2 separate regions of the Homo sapiens genome follow, and region 1 is linked to region 2. A link is a loop called in an ENCODE intact Hi-C map of the cell type or tissue named here. Cell type or tissue: CD4-positive, alpha-beta T cell. All regions are shown on one strand. Each heading gives the region's core, and the rest is flanking DNA. Links, peaks and the distances in the headings are about the cores only.

Evidence for each region. Hi-C counts contacts between places; a loop is a spot of excess contacts. Peaks named below come from ENCODE experiments on the same cell type or tissue, not always from the same donor. Only the 100,000 strongest peaks of a DNase experiment are listed, where the experiment ranks them.
Region 1: a loop joins it to region 2, with 2.1 times the contacts of the local background. A loop is called at or near these places in 3 of 110 quality-filtered maps.

Annotation. Positions count from the first base shown.
Region 1 is chr1:1,817,815-1,827,892 of GRCh38, reverse strand. GNB1 (G protein subunit beta 1) reads left to right here. Exons shown (of 12, transcript NM_002074.5): 3 at 2,394-2,496; 4 at 10,018-10,056. The coding sequence starts at 2,440. Among named protein-coding and RNA genes, the nearest start is that of NADK, 44 kb to the right of the region's middle. RefSeq lists an enhancer at 982-1,885. In CD4-positive, alpha-beta T cell, for the core only: no CTCF peak of the experiment used is centred there; no DNase peak of the experiment used is centred there; H3K27ac peaks cover 358 bases.
Region 2 is chr1:1,758,733-1,768,944 of GRCh38, reverse strand. NADK (NAD kinase) reads left to right here. Exons shown (of 12, transcript NM_023018.5): 2 at 3,499-3,717; 3 at 6,910-6,993. The coding sequence starts at 3,539. Among named protein-coding and RNA genes, the nearest start is that of NADK, 15 kb to the left of the region's middle. RefSeq lists an enhancer at 7,994-8,951. In CD4-positive, alpha-beta T cell, for the core only: no CTCF peak of the experiment used is centred there; a DNase peak (open chromatin) is centred at 4,504.

The sequences.
Region 1 (10,078 bases), core at 2,079-10,078, 58 kb before region 2:
TTTAATTCGGGGTACTTCATAACATTAACTTGTTTTCTTCATGTTGATTTTGGAAGGATTAAAGTAGCTTTACAGACTAAGAACAATTCTCTATTATGCGTGCGGGGTGCTGGTGAAATAAAACTACCCCCAACTCTGCAAAATTGTGTGCATAATATAATTTGATCATGTGTGAAATACAAGTGAGTAGTGTCAGGGCATGCAGAAAGAATGCAAAGCACAAGGCATCCAGACAGCTTCCATCTGAGACACTGCTCATCTTGTCCTGGCACTCTTACTGCTTAACACATTAACGTCCACAAATCACAGTCGCTAGGATTTATATGTGAAAACCAGGGAAAGAATTAACCAGTCTTATCCCTTAAGAATAAACTGCCCTTGAGGTGTGACCTTGTCCATACCTAATTCCGGTGATGCTCCATGTGTGCAGGGAGGCCTGAGGTATTTTTCCTTAGTGAAGCTTTCCTCATGATTAAAACATCCGTTTCAAATAATGCCTTTAGAAACAACTATTTGGTCAGAAATCTTTCTGACACCGTGTTGCTGTGCAGCCTGCCTCCCCAGAGAGCAGTGGCAGCAGGATGCCTGGTCTGCGTGCTCGTGTTACGGGGCATGCCTTGCAGGCCTTTCTGGTTCTGTGGACCGTAGACATCAAGTATCTATACTGTAGGTTATTCGAATTCCTTTAGGCACACTAGGAAAGTTCAGACTGGAAACTGACGGCTGAGCTTCTTAGGTCATCGGATAGTTTCCCACAGATGGGTTTTAATCTCAAGAAAATAACTGCTATCAGTTAGATTTTGATGTATATTGTATTAGCCTTTTGACTTACACAAAAGTTATAATGGTAAAATTGATCCTCTGTGTAATTTATGTAGGAAATTGAAGTGCTTGCATAAGCCGTACTTGCATGTGAGAGCTAATTGTAAGGGATTAAAGACATTAGCAACTGTGTCCTCAGCTTTGTTATACTTGAGTCATACTTAACAGCCAAGATCTTCAGTCATACATTAACAGCTAAGATCTTGGTCAGAAATGCAGCCTCCATTTATGACATTCTCTTGGGAAAATAAGTCTCTTGTTTAACAAGGTGATTTAGTTTTTACTTTGATTTCAGGAATATTGTCTAACGTGAGTAGGGCGAGAAGGCAGGGCGGCTTGTACTGAGCCTAATTTAGCCTGCACCTATAAGGATCAAGGTGTTGTTTCTGAGCCTCCTGGGATCCCAGGGCTCACTTGGGTGGGAGAGTGGGTTGTCCCTGAGCCAAAAAACTGCTGGACACACCCTGTGTGCTCAGGATTGCTGTGTGAGCATCCTGACAGCTTTTGACCAGTAGCGGTTCATGGTTACTGAGATGAGGTGGCTTTGAGATTCTTGGTTGCCAGGTTGCCACTCACCCCCGTTCCCTGAAGTAACTTCCCCTAGGTCTTCATGCGATAGCTATCCTAAGTGTCAGGTTTTATTTTTTTTATTTTGAGATGGAGTCTCGCTCTGTCACCCAGGCCGGAATGCAGTGGTGTGATTTTGGCTCAGTGCAACCTCTGCCTCCCAGGTTCAAATGATTCTTCTACCTCAGCCTCCCAAGTAGTTGGGATTACAGGCGTGTGCCACCATGCCCAGCTAATTTTTGTATTTTTAGTAGAGATCGGGTTTCACCATGTTAGCCAGGCTGGTCTTGAACTCCTGACCTCAAGTGATCCACCCGCCTTGGCCTCCCAAATTGTTGGGATTACAGGCATGAGCCACCACACCTGGCCTAAATGTCAGTCTTATGTTCTTGGATTTATAGGGAGACCTAGATTTTTTTATGAAAAATGCTTAACAGATTTTTCTTTTTATAACCCACCAGCATATGTTGAGTAGTATTTTAGACATTGTAATATTATGCAAAGCCAATAAATAATCATAATTATATTTTATTTACCTGGCCCTACTTAGCCATTGTATAAGTTCTGATGAATGCTGAAGAAAAGTTCTCTGGTTTGTAATGAGACCATAGTTCTCAGACTTTCCTTTTTTTTTTTTTTGAGACGGAGTATTGCTGTGAAGCCCGGGCTGGAGTGCACTGGCGCCATCTCGGCTCACTGCAAGCTCTGCCTCCCAGGTTCACGCCATTCTCCTGCCTCAGCCTCCCAAGTAGCTGGGACTACAGGCGCCTGCCACCATGCCTGGCTAATTTTTTTGTATTTTTAGTAGAGAAGGGGTTTGACCGTGTTAGCCAGGATGGTCTCGATCTCCTGACCTCGTGATCTGCCCGCCTCGGCCTCCCAAAGTGCTGGGATTACAGGCTTGAGCCACCACGCCCACCTTAAACTTTCAATTTACTTTTCTCACCTGCTTCATTAAATTATCCAACAGTTGTTTATTGATTGTGCTTGTCTTTCTGTTTCAGATCTCACATTCTTGAAGGTGGCATTGAAGAGCACTAAGATCGGAAGATGAGTGAGCTTGACCAGTTACGGCAGGAGGCCGAGCAACTTAAGAACCAGATTCGAGTATGTAGTTGTGTGTGCTTGGTTTTATTAATCATTTGAGTTTCAGGTTAGATGTTACTTGTTTTAGGAAAAATGGTTTACAGGATGACTTGTTCTATGTTTTATATGAAATTGAATCTTAGTTGGCCCAGGATGTACTAATTATAGATCTAGATACTTAGCCTAGTACATTGTTTTTGGGATTTTGCTTTCTGTATACAATTTGTTATTTGAATATACACCAGATGTCTCCGTAGAATTTATAAGTGTCTTTTGCATTCTTTATCATAACCTTGAAAATTTGTGATACCCTGGGCCACTGATCAGACTGTGATATCTACCTCCCTCCCCTGAATATTGGGACTATTGACAGCAGAAAACTTGCTTAAAAGTAAGAGTATTAACAACAATAAAAAAAGTATTTCAGGTATATCTGATGTATTTTTTCCTAATTTTGAAAGATCTTCCCTAGCGGTGATGATTGGAATCTACAGCTTCTGATAGACTGCTAGATGGAGCAGATATATCTAAATCCAAGATAGAGGCCGGGTGTGGGGGGCTCATGCCTGGAATCCCAGCAGTTTGGGAGGCCAAGGCGGGTGGATCACCTGAGGTCGGGAGTTCGAGACCAGCCAGGGCAACATAGTGAAACCCCCATCTCTACAAAAAATATAAAAATTAGCTGGGTGTGGTGGTGTGTGCCTGTATTCCCAGCTACTCAGGAGGCTAAAGTCAGAGAATCCCTTGAACCCGGGAGGCAGAGGATCCAGTGAGCCGAGATTGTGCCACTGCACTCCAACCTGGGCGTCAGAGTGAGACCCTGAAAAATAAAAAAAAAATTGAAGATAAATTTATTTACCGTGTGTAAATAAACTGCACTGTAAAAAGAATACCTTTCACAGAATTCTAAAACATTAAATTCCAGTCTGTGACTGATGTAGGATGTTAAATTGCAGAGTTCATAAACTTTTATTTGAGAGAGAGTTTCACTCTGTTGTGCCCAGGCTGGAGTGCAGTGGCGCGATCTCGTCTCACTGCAACCTCTTTCAAGCAATTCTCTTGCCTCATAACTTTCTGAAAAGGGAGGAGCAGTAGGTCTAAATGGAATTCATTCTGCTGCTCCTACTTTTGTGAAGCAGTACTTCTAGTAAATATTTTATAGAGAAACATTTAATGCAAGTATGTGTTTCCTTTCTGAAACTGCTGATGTGAAGAGTAAGAGAAAAAGAGGCAGACTTCTCAGGAAAAACCACGTCTTCAGTATGTTTTTAGGTTTTGTCCATTTGATGTAAGAGCTTTCTCTTACTCTTGTTTGCTCTGTCAAGCTTTAGCTGTTCTTCAGAGTGTCGCTGTACAGGAAGCTGATGACATTCAGTACATACCTAAATAACAGTTTATAAGCTGGGTATGGTGGTGCGCGCCTGTAGTCTGAGCTACCCAGGAGGATCACTTGAGCCCAGGAGGTTGAGGCTGTATAGTAAGCTGTGATTGCACCACTGCACTGCAGCCTAGGTGACAAAGTGACACCTTCTCAAAATACAGTAAAATAAAATAAAAAACAACAGTTTATTTTTCTGACTCCAGTGCAAGGATGAAGTCAAGTATTTCCTTTTAAACGGCCAATTACATGTTTAGAAAGCCCACCAGGATTTGGAGAGAGAAACACCAACATAATTTTAGGCAACTTGTTCCTGAACTTGAGAAAAAATAATGGAATTCTCTGAGATTTACAGCCAAAGAGAAAACAAAGTATCCTCTACTGTAAGAATTTTAAATCTTAACATTTAAAAGATCTTACATAGGTGAATAGGGAAGACTTAGATTTTTTTAATAGTTTGCTCTGATCAGACTTGTTTAACATGTCCCCTCCACCAAAATTAATCAAATGTGTTCTGAAATATTTAGTTTGATATAAAATTATTCTCTGAAATATCTATTTAAATAAAACCAAAAGGTATTCAAATTTTGCCTGACTTAATACTTAAGCTTCTGCTGTTCATTTTAAGTCAGCATGGTTTTTGGCAAGTAAAAAAGAAAAGCAAAGTGTTGTTATTTAATAATAATCTAACTGGGTTTTTGGGGGGGTTCAGAACACTCTCAGCTCTTTACCACCTGCTTTTGAGACTATATTTCATCTTATAGAAATCAGATTTTTTTTTTTTTTTTTTTTTTTTTCTGGAGACAGTCTCGCCCTGTTCCCCAGGCTGGAGTGCAGTGGCGCGATCTCAGCTCACTGCAAGCTCCTCCTCCTGGGTTCACACCATTCTCCTGCCTCGGCCTCCTGAGGAGCTGGGACTATAGGCGCCCGCCACCACACCCGGCTAATTTTTTGTACTTTTAGTAGAGATGGGGTTTCACCGTGTTAGCCAGGATGGTCTCGATCTCCTGACCTCGTGATCCGCCCACCTCGGCCTCCCAAAGTGCGGGGATTACAGGCATGAGCCACCACGCCCGGCCTAGAAATCAGAATTTTAAAGTTTACCCTGAAAATGTCTTAAATAGTAGGGTGATTTGGCATATTTGAAGAAATTTTGTTTTTCTGACAGCTATAAGTTGTTCACAAATAGTGGACTTGGATCTATTCATAGCAGATGGAAAGAGCTTGTATGGCACAGGTGAAAGACACCCAAATTTAAAAAATTAAGGCCAAAAGGAACTGTTGCACCTCCTTCCGAGGTTTGGACCCTGTCACGTTGTGAATTCCCCAGGGCCTTCTTGCACAGGGGGCTCCCTCTTGGGCTGGCACAAATGTCACGTGACATTCCCCACATGCTCTTGTTGCCACATAAAAAATGTAAAAAGAGGTCGGGCGCGGTGGCTGACGCCTGTAATCCCAGCACTTTGGGAGGCTGAGGCATGTGGATCACAAGGTCAGGAGATCGATACCATCCTGGCTAACACGGTGAAACCCCGTCTCTACTAAAAGAAAAAAAATACAAAAAAAATTAGCCAGGTGTGGTGGTGGTGGGCGCCTGTAGTCCCAACTACTTGGGAGGCTGAGGCAGGGAATGGCGTGAACCTGGGAGGCGGAGCTTGCAGTGAGGCGAGAGCGCGCCACTGCACACTCCAGCCTGGGAGACAGAGCGAGACTCCGTCTCAAAAAAAAAAAAAAAAAAAGTAAAAAGAGAGACGGCCAGGCACCGTGGCTCATGCCGTTAATCCCAGTACTTTGGGATACCAAGGCAGGAGGATTGCATGAGCCCAAAAGCTTGAGACCAGCCTTTGTAAGGTAGAAAGGCCCTGTCTTTTGAAAAAGAATGAAAAGAAACGGGTGGAATTAACCCTAACAAGGTTTTTTTCATTTTTTTGTTTGTGTGTTTTGAGACAGGGTCTCTGTCAGTCATTCAAGCTGGAGAGCAGTGGTGCGATCACAGCTCACTGCAGCCTCCCGAGTAGCTGGAACTACAGGAGCATGCTGCCACACCTGGCTGGTTTTTTTCAATTTTGTAGAGACAGAGTCCACCATGTTGCCCCAGCTGGTCTTGAACTCCTAGGGCTCAAGGGATCTTCCCGCCTCAGCCTCCCAAAGTGCTGGCAGGTGTGAACCACCATGCCTGGCCCAACAAATTTTATCTAAGGCAGTATATCTAAAATATTATTTATTATGCAATGTGTAATTAATACATTTTAATTGAGATATTTGACACTGTTTTTGTCCCAAGTCTCCTGGTTCCGTTTGCTGTGCGCAGCAGCCACAGGCAGGTCATGGCCCCCGCGGTGGGACGTTCACTAGGAGAGGCGCCTAGCTGCTTTGTCTCCGAAGTACCAGGAACCGCGCTGTGTTAGTTCCTTTGCACGAGACAGGGACAGCAAAAGCTGTTGAAGTCCTTTTACCCCAAATGGGAAAGGAAGACTTATTTTTAAAATGTAGAACATTTTTTCCTGATTGCCCAAGGAATACGTGCTTGTTAAAGAATGCAGAGCATAGTGAATCAAACAAGAAATTGTAGATGATTCTAAAAGGGGCTGTTTTCTTTCTTAGATTTGTTTTTCAGCCAAAAGACCCTTAAAGGACCTTGCATGCTCCTTTTGATTATTATTGAGGAAACACAGGCTCTCAGAGGGATTCTGATTAAAACATGGTGTGCCTTAAAATACACAGAGTAGCTGATGGAGTAAGGAAAGCTCCACAGGATGCACAGGCGTAGATGTGTTCTGGAGCGGCATGCCAGCCAGTGCAAGGGAGCAGGGTCCATTCGTGCGAGAGGCAGCTGCAATGGATGCCCGGTCCAAAATGTCCAGCGACTCCATGCTGAGCAGGGCCCAGGCTTTAATTTAGGATGAAACCCCAAAGTAAGTGTGTTACTGTGTCATTTGACAAATCCAAAAAGAATGAGAAATCAACTGATGAGTGGCTTGGATATGTTCATCTCTGGTTTAAGTGGACATCATAATATGTATCTACAGGAGTCCATTAAACTGGAAATTAATCTGAAAGAACTTGAAGACTTTTTCTTCTTTGTTAAGCAGTTATAGAGCTTGTTTCCATTAAAAGACTTCTTCCTACAGTTTTAAAAGTTGAAGGTGTCTGTTCTGCAAAGTGCTGCACTCAGTTAAATAAGCTGGTTATTGGCTAAAATAAAGATTGAATTGAAGTTATCTGTGTGTTGTTTTTACAGTAGTTTTTCCTTCGGTTTAACAGTAGTATCACCACAGTCTGTTACACTGTACCTTAAGAAACTCATTTTAGTCATTGGACACTAACCGGGGGAAGTTGCTTAAATCTCATGTTTTATTTTCTCCATTTTAAATTTTCTTATGATGTTTTAAAATCAAAGGCTGTAACATCAACAAGAATAGTATTTCAAAAACAAATATTAAACTCAGTACTTGCCAGTAAAATTCATTGACAAAAAGACTTCTGCTGCTCTAAGTATTCTTCATCCCCCTTACTCCAAATGTTACTGCTTGCATAGAAATACTCGATTTTTTTGTGTGTGTCTTAATTATAAGCAGAATGACCAATAAAGAGCTTAACTAAAGATGAATTTGGAATGTATAAATTTGGTATATTTATAATAATCTCAGTATAGTTCCTTTTTTTTTTTTTTTTTTTTTTTTAAACAGAGTCTCGCTCTGTTGCCCGGGCTGGAGTGCAGTGGTGTGATCTCAGCTCACTGCAACCTCTGCCTCCCAGGTTCAAGCGATTCTCCTGCCTCAGCCTCCCCAAATAGTTACGATTACAGGTGCCGGCCACCATGCCTGGTTAATTTTTGTGTTTTTAGTAGGGATGGGGTTTCACCATGTTGGCCAGGCTTGTCTTGAACTCCTGACCTCAGGTGATCCACCCACCTCAGCCGCCTGAGGTGTTGGGATTACAGGCATGAGCCACTGCGCCTGACCAATATATTTCCATATTATCAGTTTATAATATTCCCACAAGCTTCCTAAAGTAGAAATCATTTGCAGTGAGCAGTTTGCCCCAAAAGCCTGAACCGCTGGGAACTCGTCCTCCACCTTCCCCATGTGGGGCACTTGGACGCACGCCTGTAAGGGCTGCACATGCCATTTGCCATTTTGAAAGTAGATGGTCAGATGACAGCATATAAACACATTTTTCTTACTAGAAAGTGTCAGCTGGGCATGGTAACTCTCCCCTATAATCCCAACACTTTGGGAGGCCAAGGGGGAAGGATCATTTGAGCCCAGGAGTTCAAGACCAGCCACAGGCAACATGACGAGATCCCCATCTCTACAAAAAAAAAAAAAAAATTAGCCGGGCATAGTAATGCATGCTTGTAGTCCCAGCTATTCAGGAGGCTGACGTGGGAGGGTCACCTGAGCCCAGGAGGTCGAGGCTGCAGTGAGCTGTGATGACATCACTGCACTCCAGGCTGGGCAACAGAGCCAGATCCTGTCATAAAAATAAATAAATACATAGTTTAAAAAAAAAAAGAGGCCAGGCGGGGTGGCTCACGCCTGTAATCCCAGCACTTTGGGAGGCTGAGATGAGCGGATCACCTGAGGTCAGGAGTTCTAGACCAGCCTGGCCAATATGGTGAAACCTCATCTCTACTAAAAATACTAAATTAGCCGGTGTGGTGGCACACGCCTGTGGTCTCAGCTACTCAAGAGGCTGAGACGGGAAGAATCACTTGAACCTGGGAGGCGGAGGCTGCGGTGAGCTGAGATCGCGACACAGCACTCCCGCCTGGGCAAGACAGAGCGAGACTCTGTCTCAAAAAAAAAAAATAGTTGTGATTAAAAAAAAAATTATACCAACACTCAAACTTTAAACCTGTTAGCCATTGTCTTATTTTCCTTCATGTTACGTACCTTTCTATTTCTAAACGTACGTTCTCTTTTGAGATTTCCAGGTCTATTTTCTAGTAACTTTGATCCCTTAGTAATGAAGACACTTGAGTTAGCATTGGTGGATCCCTTCACAGTGCCTACCTGCAGCCGCAGGTCATTTGTAGATGAGCAACGAGAACAGCCAAGAGGCTCATGTACATCTGATTGTCTGGCTCCAGGTCCCTTGCTCGTTTTCCATAGAATTTATTTATTTTTCTTTGTTTTCCTTTATTTTATTTTATTATTATTTTTGTTTTTTTTGAGATGGAGTCTTGCTCTGTTTCCCAGACTGGAGTGCAGTGGCGCAGTCTCGGCTCCCTGCAACCTCCGCCTCCCGGGTTCAAGTGATTCTCCTGCCTCAGCCTCCTGAGTAGCTGGGATTACAGGCGTGCGCCACCACACCCAGCTATTTTTTGTATTTTTAGTAGAGATGGGGTTTCACCATGTTGGCCAGGCTGGTCTTGAACTCCTGACCTCAGGTGATCCACCCACCTCGGCCTCCCAAAGTGCTGGGATTATAGGTGTCAGCCACCACACCCAGCCTATTTTCCTTAAATTTTTAATTTTTATTTTTAGTAGAGACAAGGTCTCACTTTGTTGCCCAGGCTGGTCTTGAACTCATGGGCTCAAGAGATCCTCCTGCCTCAGCTTCCCAAAGTGCTAGGATTACAGACGTGAGACCGCGCCCTCCATAGAATTTAGAATTAATGATTGTTTCTCTTGAAAACAAAGTACTTAGTTAATGCAGTCTGAAGAAAAGTTTTTTTGGGCTGGGTATCTGGTCCTTTTTAGACTTTTTTTTTTTTTTTTTTTTTTTTAATAGACCTTTTCTTTGGGCCACAGCCTTCCTGACCCTAGATGGGCTTTGTAAAAAGAGCAAGTCGTGTGTGCCAGCCTGTGCAGCAGTGAGGGCACAGGCAGCACCAGGGTCCCGGGTGTGTGGGTGCTGCCCCAGCTTGCAGTGTGGTCTCCTCGGTGCTGGCCACAGCTGTGGGTCCCCAGGAATATTGTGCTGCAGGTCTTAGACAGATTTGGGTACTACTGGTTCTCTGTTCAGCGTGGCCTGGACAGTCCACAGATGGTAGTAGACCATGGGGTGTTGAGATGCAAGGAGACTCTGCCGTTCTTTCACATTCTGCTTTTGCTCCTGACAGCTTAGGAAAGCTCTCTTTGAAACTTTGGTATGTGTGGACCTGAGATTGAATGTATCTGAAAGGTTGCTAATTTCTCACTGTCCTTGCTTCCCAGGACGCCAGGAAAGCATGTGCAGATGCAACTCTCTCTCAGGTAAGAGCCCACTGAGTCACGC
Region 2 (10,212 bases), core at 1,276-9,275:
CAGCCAGAGAGAGAACCAGCTTTTGGGTATTCAGAGAACCCGTTGGCTTTGACCGTAGCATAGGGCCCACAGTCTTGTGTCCATAGTTCCTGAACTTTCCTTCTGCCCACCTTGCCATCATCTCACATATTTTAGTTGTTTTATTTAGGCTGCTGTAACAAAGTGCCACAGGCATGGGGCAGGGGGCGGGTAAACAACAAAAATGTTTGTTCTCAGAGCTCTGGAGGCCAAGAGTCCAAGGTCAGGGTCCCAGCTAATTTGGTTCATCGTAAAGACTCTCTTTCTCACTGTAATGGCCATCTTCTCTGTGTCCCCACATGGCTTTACTTTTGTGCCCAGTGAGGGTGGGAACAGAGGTGAGGAGAGAGCTCTCTGGTGTTCTGTTTTGTTTTTGAGACAGGGTCTCTATTGCCTAGGCTGGAGTGCAACAGCACAATCACAGTTCACTGCAAAACCTCAAACTCCTGGGCTCATTGATCCTCTTGCCGGAGCCTCCAAGTACCTGGGACTGCAGGCATGCACCACTGTGTCCAACTGTTTTTGTTTTGGTTTTGTTTTTGTTTTTGTTTTGTAGAGACAGAATCCTGCTATGTTGCCCAGGCTGTTCCTGAACTCCTGGCCTCAAGTGATCCTCTTACCTCAGCCTCCCAAAGCCCTGGGATTACATGAGTGAGCCACCGTGCCTAGCCTGGTGTCTCTTCTTACAAGGATGCTCATTCTGTCTGATCAGACCCCACACTTATGACCTCATTTTTTCTTTTTTTTTTTTTTTTGAGACGGAGTTTTGCTCTTGTGGCCCAGGCTGGAGTGCAGTGGCACAATCTCGGCTCACTGCAACCTCTGCCTCCTGGGTTCAAGCATTTCTCCTGCCTCAGCGTCCCAAGTAGCTAGGATTACAGGCGCCCGCCACCACGCCCGGCTAATTTTTGTATTTTTTAGGGACAGAGTTTCACTATGTTGGTCAGGCTGGTCTTGAGCTCCTGACCTCAGATGATCTGCCCGCCTCAGCCTCCCACAGTGTTAGGATTACAGATGTGTGCCACCGCGCCCATTTAACTCCTTTCTTAGAGGCCCACCTCCATATTCAGCCACACTGGAAGTTAGGGCTTCAATGTAGGAATTTGGGGGGATTGCTGGGTGGAGTGGCTCACACCTATAGTCCAAGCACTTTGGGAAGCCAAGGCAGGAGGATCACCTGAGCCCAGGAGTTTGAGACCAGCCTAGGCAACACAGAGAGACCTTGTCTCTACAAAATAAAAATAAAAAATAAATTTGGGGAGGACACATTCAGTCCATAATGTCACATTTATCCTTTTTAATGCCAGAATCTACCTTGTCCTCATTAAGATTTATCTTCTTTAATGAGAAGGTATGTTTGGCTTTATTTTGTGTGTTTAGCCTCTGTTGAGTGATTTTTATTGTTTCTGTGCACGGCCCCTCTTCTGTTCTTCTGAAGCTTGTTTTATTCTATTTCTGGCTTTATTGGCTTGAATGCTCAGTTCATGGTTTCCCATGGGCTGTGACCCAGCTTTGATGGGATTGAACCGACCCTGGCAGCCTGTTTATGTCACCTCCAGCTTCTGGGTGTTCCAGATGTTGGGTCTGATCTTCACTTTGATCCCTGGGTTGCTTAAGAGAAAGTTCAGAAACTTCCAAGTGGCTGAGGGCTTTTCTTTGTTTCTATCTCTTCCTGGTTTTATTGTATTGTGGTCAGAAGATGAGGTTCTAGGCTGGGCGTGGTGGCTTACGCCTGTAATCCCAGCACTTCGGGATGCTGAGGCGGGCAGATCATTTGAGGTCAAGAGTTGGAGACCAGCCTGGCCAACATGGTGAAACCCCATCTCTACTAAAAATTCAAAAAAATTAGCTGAGCGTGGTGGCGCACGCCTGTAGTCCCAGCTGCTAGGGAGGCTGAAGCAGGAAAATCACTTGAACCCGGGAAGCAGACGTTGCAGTGAGCTGCGATCACACCACTGCACTCCAGCGTGGGCGACAGAGTGAGACTCTGTCTCAAAAAAAAAAAGATGAGGTTCTAGGCCAGGCATGGTGGCTCATGCCTATAATCCTAGCACTGTGTTGGGAGGCTGAGTTGGGAGGATCACTTGAGGCCAGGAATTGAAGACCAGCCTGGGCAACAGAGCAAGACACCCTGTCTCTACCAAAGGAAAAAAAATTAGCTGGACGTGGTGCTGTACTCCTGTAGTCCCAGCTACTTGGAAGGCTGAGGTGGGATCCTGTCTCAAAAAAAAAAAAAGAAAAAGAAAAAGGGGAAAAAAGGGTGAGGTTTTCTATCCTCACCAGTTTTCTTTGAGGCTTAATATTGGTCAGTTTGGTAAATATTTCATTGGCGCTGAATTCACGATGCAAGGCATGGAGTTCACAACATATCTGCTGGTTCAATTTTATTTGACAGCTTTTCTGGACTAGGGTATTTGAAATTGCACACTTTCTCTCTCATTAATGTGTTGTATTGTTTACGAGAAAAGAGCCTGTCTTTTTTTTTTTTTTTTTTTTTTTTTTTTTTTTTTTTTTTTGAGACGGAGTTTCTTTCGTTCTTGTTGCCCAGGCTGGAGTGCAGTGGCACAATCTCAGCTCACCACAACCTCCGCTTCCCGGGTTCAAGCGATTCTCCTGCCTCAACCTCCCAAGTAGCTGGGATTACAGACATGCGCAACCACGCCCAGCTAATTTTGTAATTTTAATAGAGATGGGGGTTTCTCCATGTTGGTCAGGCTGGTCTCAAACTCCCGACCTCAGGTGAGCCACCGCACCTGGCCAGAGTCTTTCTTTTCTTAAGACAGGGTCTCGCTCATGGGCTACCATGCCCGGCTAATTTTTTTTTTGCTAGAGAAGAGTTCTTTGTTGCCCAGAGTGGTCTTGAACCCCTGGCCTCAACTGATCCTTTCTCTCCAGCCTCCCAAAGTGCTGGGATTACAGGCATGAGCCACCACACCTGGCCACACAGTGTGACTTTCTATTTTGTTCTTTTTTGAAACAATTTTTTTTGTTAATATTATTTTACAGAAAAAATTTTGAGATGAAGTTTCACTCTAGTCACCCAGGCTGGAGTGCAATGGCATGATCTCGACTTACTGCAGCCTCCACCTCCTGGGTTCAAGCGATTCTCCTGCCTCAGTCTACCGAGTAGCTAGGACTACAGGCGCCCACCACAGCTAATTTTTGTATTTTTAGTAGAGACGGGATTTCACCATATTGGTCAGGCGAGGCTGGTTTCGAACTCCTGGCCTCAAGTGATCTGCCCGCCTCTACCTCCCAAAGTGCTGGGATGACAGGCGTGAGCCACGGCACCCAGCCAAAAACCTAGAGTAGTTCTTAAATATCTTTGCAATGGAAACAGTCTGTTTTCAAAGTACTTTGGTAAATTGGACTTCAGCCATTTTTTCCCCTTGATGAAATGGAACATATGTATGTGTAAATTATTATTGTTTCATACATATTTATTTACTTTATTTACATTATTTATTTTATTAAATTAAGGCATCAGTGTTTTTCTGACCGAAGTTCTCATTTCCTGACAATGGAAATGGAACAAGAAAAAATGACCATGAATAAGGAATTGAGTCCAGACGCGGCTGCTTACTGCTGCTCGGCCTGCCACGGCGATGAGACCTGGAGTTACAACCACCCCATCCGGGGCCGGGCCAAGTCTCGCAGCCTGTCTGCCTCGCCCGCCCTGGGGAGCACCAAGGAGTTCAGGTACAACTGGGAGGGATGGTTCCTCTTTTTTTTCTCGTCTGATTTCATAATATTCTTTCTTAAAACGATTATGAAGAATTCTCCTGAGTAGTCTGCGTCGATGCATCCGGAAGGTGAGGCTGGGTCCTTGCCCAGGTGAAGCTGTGCCCTTGAAGGGGGATCCTGGCCCATGGACACCTGCCTGGCGCACGTTCCCAGGTGCCAGCACAGGCACAGGGTGCCACCGTGTTTCTCTATCTGTCTGTATCAGCACAGAACCATCTAACTGGCGCCTACGCTGACCCTTGATGTTAGACTGAAGCGCACTTGGAGAGGAAACTTTTTTTTGAGACTGAGTCTCGCTCTGTCCCCCAAGCTGGAGTGCAGTGGCGCAATCTTGGCTCACTGCAACCTCCGCCTCCCAGGTTCAAGTGATTCTCCTGCCTCATCCTCCCAAGAAGCTGGGATTACAGGCGTGCACCACCATGCCCGGCTAATTTTTGTATTTTTGTAGAGACGGGGTTTCACCATGTTGGCCAGGCTGGTCTTGAACCCCTGACGTCAGGTGATCTGCCCGTCTCAGCCTCCCAAAGTGCTGGGATTACCGGTGCAAGCCACTGTGCCTGGCCTGGAAACATTTGCTCTACAGAAGTCACTGGGGTGTGAGGGGACATCCCTCTTGGCTCTGCTTGTTTTGAGAGGCGAAGGCTGGGGGGTTCTGCACTGTGAGCAGGGCTGGTGGAGGCAGAGTTATGAGCGTGGCCTTGGGCGGGCCCAGCCCTCTCACATGTTGGGCAAGTGGCTCCCTCCTGTGCCAAGAGTGCCCACAGCGCTCACCCTTGCACAATGCTGCTTGGGCAACAGCGCCCCGGGCTTTGCATGACGGTGGCCGCACAAGCACAGCTGTGATGGTGCCTGGGGATGGTGCTCTCGGTTCTGGTGATGGTAAATGTGGTGAGTTTTAGGTGGAAGCTTGCCAGAGCCGGCGCTGCCTAACAAGGATCACGACTATCAAATGCAAGGGGGGCTTTTTGGTGAAAAGTAGTCTTAGAAAGCATGTTGTCTTACCCAGTGAGATGGGAGAGCCTGTAGCGCCTCTGACGTGGTGGCAGCCGTGGAGAAACAGGCTACTCCCACGTTTTCTGTCTACAGAGTCGCTGCCTGAGCCAGGAGGCTACGAGCGCTGGTGGCTGCCTTCATCCCGCAGGCACCACGTCACCACTCAGCCTTTCTCAGATGCCTCGTTGCCTCGTTGTCAGTGGGGGTCGTTGTCCTGTACCTCCAGGCCACCCCAGCGCAGTGACTGCGTGAACAGAATTGCTTTGGGGTTTTATTTTTTTTTCCTGTGGGTTCTTTGGCATAATGCACCATTTCTGTTGCATTCTGAACCTGATGACAGCAGCCCTGGGTCAGAGGTCGCCTCCATAGTGAGTGACAGGCGCCTTCAGGGTGAGGTGGGGGAGGAGGTAGCCAAATACGCCCAAGCATAGCCTGTCCTTGGGAAGGAAACATTAAATCCCAACACCCACTTCGAGAAACATTGTTTTCCGCAATAATCTTTTCAGTTCGTAAGTAAGTAAAATTCTTTTGTAATGTACTTCGTTTTCTTCTTCTTTTTTTTTTTTTTTTTGAGATGGAGTCTTGCTCTGTCGCCCAGGCTGGAGTGCAGTGGTGTGATCTAGGCTCACTGCAAGCTCTGCCTCCCGAGTTCAAGTGATTCTCCTGCCTCAGCCTCCTGAGTAGCTGGGATTACAGGCATATGCCACCACGCCTGTCTAATTTTTGTATTTTTAGTAGAGATGGGATTTCACCATGTTGGCCAGGCTGGTCTCGAACACCTGACTTGAGGTGATCCGCCCACCTCAGCCTCCCAAAGTGCTGGGATTACAGGCGTGAGCCACAACGCCCGGCTAATTTTTTGTATTTTTGTGTAGAGACAGGGTTTCACCGTGTTAGCCAGGATGGTCTCAATCTCCTGCCTCGTGATCCGCCTGCCTTGGCCTCCCAAAGTGCTGGGATTACAGGCGTGAGTCACTGCACCCGGCCTGTACTTACCAATTTTTAAAAGGCTGAGGTAAACAAGTCCGTGACCACTGATGGCCACGCCTGTGTCACCTGTGGAGCAGCCCTCAGGGCACCACGGCTCTCCTGGGGTTGTCTGGCCCTGCGAGGCAGCGGAAGGCCGTTCTTCTGCATTGGGACTTGAGGATTTTGTTGGGCCGTTGCCTGGCCAGCTGTGTGCAAGTTTTCTGAGTTTGTGAAGGGACTGGGAGGCTCCCGGGCACCTAGGACGAGGGCAGCCTCAGTGCTGGACCCTGAGGAGCACAGCGGTCCTGACAGCATTCTCCCCAGGACGCGTGCGGCTGCCACAGCCCCTGGCTGGGTGATTTAACTGTGACCTGGCCATGTTTAAATCACTAGGAAAGTTGTTGAGCCGTTCATCTGGCGTCTTTTATTCATTCATTCATTCATTCATTCATTCATTCATTTTGAGACAGAGTTTCACTTTTTTCAGCCAGGCTGGAGTACAGTGGCTCGATCTCGGCTCACTGCAACCACCACCTCCTGGGTTCAAGCAGTTCTCTTGCCTCAGCCTCCTGAGTAGCTCGGACTGCAGGCACACGCCACCAGGCCTGGCTAATTTTTCTTTTTTTAGTAAGGATGGGGGTTTCACCATGTTGGCCAGGCTGGTCTCAAACTCCTGACCTCACGTGATCCACCCACCTCAGCCTCCTGAAGTGCTGAGATTACAAGTGTGAGCCACTGCGCCCGGCCTACGTCTTTTTTATTGACATGAGTTCAGAGTGAACATTTGTGCTAGAATTTTAATCTAGACGATTTAGAGATGAGATGTTGTCTCAGGTTTTGAGTCCCAAATGCAGATCTAGAGAGGGGTCCTGGAGACACTGAGGAATTCTGATCCCAGGCTGGCCCTGGCCCTGGCATTTTCCTTGTTTGGGCTGAAGCTCTCCCCGGCTTGGGTCATGATCTGAGCGGCGCGTGGGCATGCGTGCTCCTCACAGGTGCCGCTCCAGTGCAGCCATGGACCTGGGCAGAACCTTCCAAGGGCTATTGTGTGGCTGCTGGGCAGATGGAGTTGGCATCTTTCAAATTGCATGTATGCCTTACCGTGTAACCTCCTCTGTATCTGTGTCTGTCACTGCATGTCTGGTTTCAGGCCCTGGTGGCTCTGACACTGCCCTCTCCCCACAGGAGGACACGCTCTCTTCATGGGCCATGCCCGGTGACCACTTTTGGACCAAAGGCCTGTGTGCTGCAGAACCCCCAGACCATCATGTGAGTGCTGGGGCCCCAGGACGGGGGGTTCTTGGAAGGGAGAGAACCCCTAGACCATCATGTGAGTGCCGGGGGCCATGGGATGGGGGAGTCCTCGGGATGTGTGTGGAGTTGTGGGATCGCTGTGTTGAGGAAGATTCTAGCACTTCATGTGAGAAGTACATGTTTAGGTCATTTAAACAAAAAGCCACATGGGCGTCCTCCCTGAACCCCCTGAGTGCAGGCATCCGAGCGGGGGCTCCCCAGCTGTGGCTTTTCCAGTGGCTTTGAGAAAGTGGACGGCAGGCGAGCCGGGGCCTGGAGACCGGGTCACAGCCCGTGGGTGTGGCGGCTTCCACATGAGATCCTCAGGGCTGCCTTTTTGTTTCTTTAAGAGTGAGTGAGAATTCTGGGGTGGGTTGCGTTTGCTATTTGATGGTTCAGTTTGTCAACACATTCTGCCTGGAGGCCCGTCATAGTGTCATGGGAAAAACGCAACAGTGATCGATCTGATATCTGTGTTTTATGTGTAAAGAATTATAATCCAGGCTGGGCGCAGTGGCTCACACCTGCAGTCCCAGCACTGTGGGAGTCCGAAGCAGGCAGATCACTTGGGCCCAGGAGTTTGAGACCAGCCCGGGCAACATGGTGAAAGCCCATCCCTACAAAAAACACAAAAATTGGTCAGCTGCGGTGGCTCACACCTGTAATCCCAGCACTTTGGGAGGCCAAGGGGGGCGGATCACGAGGTCAGGAGTTCAAGACCAGCCTGGCCAATATGGTGAAACCCCATCTCTACTAAAAGTACAAAAATTAGCCAAGCATGGTGGCGCGTGCCTATAATCCCAGCTACTTGGGAGGCTGAGACAGAGAACTGCTTGAACCCGGGAGGCAGATGTTGCAGTAAGCCGAAGATCGCACCATTGCACTCCAGCCTGGGCGACAGAGCAAGACTCAGACTCAGAAAAATACAAAAATTAGCAGGCATCGTTGCACACACCTGTAGTCCCAGTTGCCAAGGAGGCTGGGGCGGGAGGATCACCTGAACCTGGGAGGTTGAGATTGCAGGGAGCTGTGATTATCAAAGTGCATTCCGCCTGGGCGACAGAGCAAGACTGTCTCCAGAGAAAAAAGTGAGCTCCCAGCCAGCCCTGAGAGTCGTATTCTGCACCTGGTAGACATCCTCATTGCCTCTTCCCCAGAGAAGCCTTTGCTTCTGGGACTGGTGCCTCAGCTCTCAGGCCTCTGTGCAGAACGGGCTCTCTTCCTCTGTGCAGAACGGGCTCTCTTCAGGGCCTCCTCCTTCACGGAGTCATGGATGCTTCACTTTCTGCAAGGGAGGACCATGCGGAAGGGCCGAGTGTTCCAGCGCGCAGGCTGCTGGGGACTGTTGACCAGAAAGCGCAATGCGGCCGTGTGATACGGGGGCGGCCACTGCATGGCCCTTTGCTGACAGGCACCGGTGCCATGGAGGCTGGGGGCGCACAGCAGGGACGGAGGCCCCAGCCCTGGGCTGTCACCGAAGTTCAGGTCCCAGGAGCCACGGGGGAGTCATCCGAGGAGCTGCTCTGCAAAGTGTGGGCCCCGCGGCAGCGTGCGTCCCAGGCAGGACGGGGGTTGGCCTTGCTGCTCCAGACGCTGACGGAGCCCCTTAGGATGGAAGTGACTCGCACTTGTGCTTTTGAGGCCCAGCCCTTTCAGTGCCACTGGTTCCCGGAGTGTCTGTGACCTGTCACTGCTGCCAAATGCCTGAGGCGGGGGGCCCGACCCCTGTTTGCTTTCCCTCATCCAGTCCATCTGCAGATTCTGTCACTTTGATCCCAAAATATCCAAGCAGCTCCCCTGCACTATTGCCCGGCTGCCCTCCGCTGTGTGGACTCCTGACCACTCGCCGCGGCCTCACCATCCCTTCCCTGCACAGCAGCCACGTGGGTGACCCAGAGTGCTCCACTGCCCTCCCGGCCCCGCCGTGGCTCTGTCCCGCCATCCTGTGCTTGCTGTGTCCCTGGCACCCCACCGGGCCTCTCCCCCGCTGCCTGGTGCCCTCCCTGCACTTCCTGGTCCTGGCAGAGCCACTCCTTTGTCACTCGCATCTCAGCTGCTGCCTTCACCAGCCGTCAGTCACTCGGGCCAGGGCGGGGTCACCGGACAGGTGCATGTTCTGCCTCAGCCCTCAGACCAGGGCGTACTCAGTGGTCCCCGAGCTGCCCGAGGCCAGACAGCCCCGCAGGAGGAAGCGGTGGGTTTGTGGGGCAGCCTTGAGGGGCATGCAGCTTTCTCGGCACCCCCATGGGAGCACGCCCCCTCTGGGCTCTGTGTCTCTGGGATCATAACCTCCCGCTTCCCATCCCCGCTGTGGAGGGGCAGGGCTTCCCATGCATCTGAACTTCCGTCTTCCCTGATAGTCCAGAGCAAGACCCTGTGGGGGCGCCTGGTGAGGAGGGCACCCGCTTCCTGTTTTGTTGTCCAGGGAATTGGTGGGCCTGTGTTGTGGAGGTGCGTGAGTGCCCGTGTGTCACAGTGTGCGTGGCCACCCATGTGTGAGACAGTCTCAGTAGGAGCTGGCCAGGCGGGCCAGGCTGTGGCCATGCTGGCTTCACGCCACCCCCTGCCCTCTCCGTGCAGTACCCACAGCCGTGTGTGCCTGCAAGCTTCACGCCACCCCCTGCCCTCTCCGTGCAGTACCCACAGCCGTGCGTGCCTGCAAGGGCTGGTGTCCTGCTTTGCAGGTGACCCAGGAAGAGGTCGAGGCGCTGGTTTGTGGTCACACACAGCGGTGGGTGCCTGGGCCGGTGTACGACGCCGCTGCTGGTGGCTCTGGCTGGGCTCAGCTGAGCCTCAGGGCTGGAATGGGTGTAGGCCAGGCCACTGGGTCAGTGGTGACTGTTGGCGGGGAGAGCAGGGGGAGCCGTGTGCAGGGCGGGGGCTTTGCTGGCTGACCAGGCCGGAGGACCGTGAGCCACCTGCACGCCCTTGGGCCGGAGCCAAGCAGAGTGACGCAGCGGGCTAGGAGGCAGGGAACGCCCTTCCACCTGACTGTGGCCTGAGGGTGCCTTCCCTGGGGCCCAGCCGGTTCCGCGGGCCAGAGCGGTGGCTGGCGCAGTGCTGGGGCGAGGCTGGAGGCTGGGTACTTGGCCAGGTCTGAGGCCACGGGAACAGAGGGCTTGGTCCCACCCGGCTCAGTTAGGAGCAGGGAGCTGAAGTGTGGCCTCTTTGCTGCTGAACTGAGGACTTTTTTTC